Linked DNA regions of Homo sapiens: region 1 is linked to region 2. A link is an interaction called in ENCODE POLR2A ChIA-PET data of the cell type or tissue named here. Cell type or tissue: GM12878. All regions are shown on one strand.

Region 1 (2,500 bases), 51 kb before region 2:
ATAAACTTTTAAACATGGGAAAGTATTTGTATGCCTCCTGCTTCCATTTTCATACAGAAGGAACAGAGATGGTAGATGTAATGTCTGTATTTCTCACGCTACCATTTTAAGAAAAAAAATTAGTATTCAAATAGATGAGGGTTAAGTAGTTAGAACCAAATGGTTTATTTCTTGTTGCAACTTTTATTTTCCATCCAGTGAATTTACTATGATTGTTTCTAATTTTTGAGAAGACAGTTGGCTTAAGACTAAAAAGATATACATAAATCTTAATAATAGCAAAGCATTTTTACTATGCATGGTACCCATGAGCCTAAATAAGTAGCATAGTAGTAACAGTTTTCAAACTGCAGTATGAGAGAGTTTACTCACTTATAGAACTACTTCAGTCTTGATTGTCTAGGGATAATGGACAAGAGGACTGTGAAATGAAGATTAACTATTTAATGGCCTGTGAAAAGACGGTGTTAGATAATTATTAAGCAAAGAACTTCCACTACAAGCCAGACTTAACCCTCTTCTGATTTATTGCTCACCTATTACAGTTGAATTCTAATTACAGTATGAATAGCTGAAGTTTGAAAGCCTGCTTTTCAAGTTTGAGAGTTTTTAAAAGTCCAGTTCTTTCAGGATGAATTTAGCGGAATTAACCTCTCTCATGATTTTACCTGATTTTGTGAACATGCCTAGTTTTGCTTTAAGGAAAAATGAGTATGAAAAAAGGAAACATAATCATTTTCCTTAATTTTTATTTTTTATAACTTGAATTTCTTAGACTTCTAGTAGGGAATGAAAGAAATGAATAATTTAAATACACTATTACCCCCCCACCCCCTGCCCCATTTTCTTCTTTTTCCCATTTCTAAGTTTCCCTAATTAATTTTTAGTATAGTGTCTTTCCGTTTGAATTGATTTGTGAAAATAATAAAAGACCAGACTTCTAGAGCATTTATTAAACTTTCCTTGTCCATGACCCAGGCTTTTGGTGGCTGTGGGCCTTACTTGAGCAAATTTACCCATTGTTCCCATCTGCTCTGTTTTTCAGCTTGTCATATTATAAGAGTTTTATGACTAGAATGCATATCCACCTGGGGTTTTGGATGTGACTACCAAGCTTTAGTGTTTGATTTATATTTGAATCCATGTCTTTAGACATGAAAGGTTAGTGCAAAAGCATGCTTCTCCACTGTCTCCTTTTCATTTTAGCAGCTCTGCTTGATGCCTTTGGAATGTGCTTTAGTTTCTGTCAGTTTGATTAAGAGGAGGCAAAGAGAAAGTAACAACTAGATGAAAAATGCTTTGTACTCTGTGTGACACAGATAGGTATGGGAATGTTGTTGAGTAGAGTATAGAGGTGAACACTGTTGCAGGGAAGATGTGGTAAGATGTGGTGGTGTTTCAGGCTGAACCACAGAGTGCCTGTGTGGCGTCACTGTGGGTCCAGGGTCTAGATCTCAGGTTTAAATAGGAGCTGGATTTTTTAAGTTCATTTAGTTATTGTTTCTTGAGAATAGGTTCATGCCAACCACTTCAAAGAGTCATTTATAATCTGGAGCTGCAGTGTCTAATATCAGAGCCACAAGTCGCATGTAGCAATTTAGATTTAGGTTAATTAAGATGAAATAACATTAAAAATTCAGTTGCTCTGTCACTTTAACTACATTTCAAATGCTTAGACGCCCCTGGTGGCTACAAGATATCTATTGGACAGTGCACATGTCGAACGTTTCTATTATTGCCAAAAGTTCTACTGACAGCATTGATCTAGAGTGCCAATTTACAAATTTGTGGTGGGTGAGTACATCTTTCTGGTAACCATATTACTTGTGCCTGCTATCTAGGACACCGTATTTCAAGATACTTTGGAAATGTAAGTAGTCTTCATGATATTGTTGATTTCTTAGTGAACCATGAAGGAGCTGGAAAGGTTTCTCAGATATTTTTCTCAGTTTTGGGAAATCTAAAACGGACTGTTTTTTTTTTTTTTTTTCTGAGATGGAGTCTTGCTCTGTCGCCCAGGCTGGAGTGCAGTGGCACGATGTCAGCTCACTGCAAGCTCCACCTCCCAAGTTCATGCCATTCTCCTGCCTCAGCCTCCCAGGTAGCTGTGACTACAGGCACCCGCCATCATGCCTGGCTAATTTTTCTGTATTTTTAGTAGAAATGGGGCTTCATTGTGTTAGCCAGGCTGGTCTTGAACTCCTGACCTCGTGATCTGCCTGCCTTGGCCTCCCAAAGTGCTGGGATTGCAGGCGTGAGCCACCACGCCTGGCCAAAAGGACTTTCTTTATAGTATCCTTTTAATTTAAATTTACTTGAATATGCTGGTTGTACTGCATCTTTTGAATAAACGTTGACAAATTATCACAATCCCAAAATAATCCTTGAAAATCAAGATTAAGATAGCAAGGAATTTTCTGGTCACATAATTAATTTTCTAAAGTGGGATTGAAGTAGTTTGACCCACTATAATATTTACCCTTGAAAGAAAGTATTTTGC
Region 2 (2,500 bases):
ATGGCTGCAGCCATAGTGTTTACTTGGTGGTCAGAAAGAGCAAGATACAGCAGTGAGCCCCTACATTGTGGTCAGCTATATGTTCATTTGGAAATAAGTTTGCTGCATAAACACAGGAAAAGCTGAATACCCTAAGATGACGGAGATAATCAAGGACTTTAACAATGAAGGGTAGAAGGGGATGGCTTGGATTTGAATAATACCATATTGACAGTTTCACCATTTAGAACTGCTGTTTTTTGTTTTAATGTTCGGCTTTAGATTCATGGACCACAAATTGAACTGAGTGCCAAGGAAAGTTTGAGGTAGTGCTATGTTCTCTGGTTTGGCTGCAGCCCCACTTCTCTGTCTTTCCTTCTATTTAAGTGATTCAAACATTTGTTTCCTGCCTGCCTTTTGAGAAAATTTGGAGTTTGTGAACCCTGCTACATGAGAATTCCTAGCCCAAATACCTTGGATATTGTTAGTACCTTCGATAGAGGTAGAAAAAATTCAATTTAATGTGATAAGTTTGGTTTTACATGTGTTCAGTTAGAAATGACAAACAGTGTCTTGAAAAGGGGATCTGGTCCTTGAAAATTAGAGTGCATGAATGTGAAAGCAGGTCATGTAATGGAATTCAAGATTAGACCTTAGATGTAAAAAATGAATATGTATTTATATTTGAAAATTATCAATAATGAGATAGTAGCTAAATCCACAAGAGTGGAATTATTCATTCAACAGTAATGTATTAATAATATGTTGAGCATCTATTATGAGCTAGACATGGACGTGCTGAAGATATAGTGGAGAACAAGACAGGTAAGCCCTCAGCTCTCATGAAGTTGACCATCTGAATGGCTGAATACAGAGTATACTCTCCCAGAAATAGTGGAAAGCATAATAATAAGCATCCGTGACTTGAGATTTGGGAAACATTGTCAGTTAAGAAGGTCGAAAAGTTTCACATGTGTTTTAAAGATAAAACAGTGTGAAAGTCAACTTAGTAAAATCAAAAAAGTCTGACCTGGGAGCCCAAAGTCCTGGGTTTCAATCTCAGTTTTACAATCAGTCATACCACCATAGACAAGACACAGCCCCTCTAAGTTTCACTATTGATGAAGCAAGCAAGTTGATTGAGATTGATGGTTTTCAAACTACACATCATCATGATCCACTGAAAGTAATTTAAAGTTTCACAGTCTAGCATTTGTATTTAAAGAAAAATGAAATAAACAGAATAGCAAATATTAACATATTGCTCACAGGATGTTGCTTTGTGAAACTTTTCCGTTTTATACATCTGTGTGCATATGTGGCTGTGTGTATCAAGCTGTGATACTTTTTTTTTTCTCTTTGAGAGATATCATCTCCCTTTGTTGCCCAAGCTGGAGTGCAATGGTATGATCATAGCTTACTGCAGCTTCACCTGGGCTCAAGCTATCTTCCCACCTCAGCCTCCTTAGTAGCTGGGACTATAGTCGGCGACACCACACTTGGCTTATATTTAATTTTTTTTTAAATGTAGAGGCTGGTCTCAAACTCCTGACCTCAAGTGATCCTCCTTCCTAGGCCTCCCAAAACACTGGGATTATAGGTGTGAGCCACCATGCCCAACCTGTTATTTGCTTTGGTTTGTTCCCAGTGGAACATTTAGAAACACTGGATTAGAAGACCTATAAAGTCTTATTCAGATCATTGCTTATATGATTTTTGTAATTGTATAAGCAGATGAGGGTTAAGAAGACATTTAAAATGTCTTTTACTCTTTAAAACCATAGTTTTTTAATTGGAAAGTTAAAGATTATGTATGGATCTTTGAAAAACGGGAAACTGGATGGGAAAGGAAAAATTACTTAAAATTTTATTCATCTTTTGAAAATATAAGTGACAAGAATAGCTTCAGAGAGGTTTTCAGAATAAGAGAGTCTTATGTAATACCAAAGTATTACACAGATTATGAAAATAATAGTTTTTGTTCTCGAGTTACTCAGTAAATATGTGAGCTTAGATGATTTCTGAGGATGTTAATACTCTACCTCATAAATAGGAGAAAATGCTTGTTTTGGTGGCAAAAGTTTTAGAAAATTTGGGATATTACACAAATTAAGGCATTACCACTCTTAGTTTACCTTTTATTGATGGTTGTATGTGTTCCTCTTTAAGTTTTCACTTTTAAAAGTGATGATAAAATGTGTTTTATTACTCCAATTTTATTATTTTTGCATATGTAAATTAATCTGTTTTAGTGAAATGATATGAGTATTTACAAACTGAATCTAAGTTTCATTTCACATCACATGAATGGCTCAAACTATTTTTAAGGTATGTGATAGTGGAATGTGAAGATCAAGATACTCAGCAGAGAGATCCAAAGACCCATGAGATGTACTTGAACGTAATGAGAAGATTCAGCCAAGCATTGTTGAAGGTAACCCTTAAATGTGAGGGTTGGCAAACTGCAGCACATGGGCCAAATTCAGCCTGTTGCCTGTTTAGGAACATCCCATGAGCTAAA

Evidence for each region. ChIA-PET counts read pairs that join two places held together with the same protein. Peaks named below come from ENCODE experiments on the same cell type or tissue, not always from the same donor. Only the 100,000 strongest peaks of a DNase experiment are listed, where the experiment ranks them.
Region 1: POLR2A ChIA-PET joins it to region 2 with 5 read pairs; 3 of 35 experiments call an interaction of 5 or more read pairs at or near these places.

Annotation. Positions count from the first base shown.
Region 1 is chr18:41,973,726-41,976,225 of GRCh38, forward strand. The region is part of intron 4 of PIK3C3 (phosphatidylinositol 3-kinase catalytic subunit type 3); the gene reads left to right. Among named protein-coding and RNA genes, the nearest start is that of PIK3C3, 20 kb to the left of the region's middle. In GM12878, no CTCF peak of the experiment used is centred here; a DNase peak (open chromatin) is centred at 1,326.
Region 2 is chr18:42,025,136-42,027,635 of GRCh38, forward strand. It overlaps PIK3C3 (phosphatidylinositol 3-kinase catalytic subunit type 3), which reads left to right. Exons shown (of 25, transcript NM_002647.4): 14 at 2,308-2,413. Among named protein-coding and RNA genes, the nearest start is that of PIK3C3, 71 kb to the left of the region's middle. In GM12878, no CTCF peak of the experiment used is centred here; a DNase peak (open chromatin) is centred at 1,026; H3K4me3 peaks cover 288 bases; H3K27ac peaks cover 1,848 bases.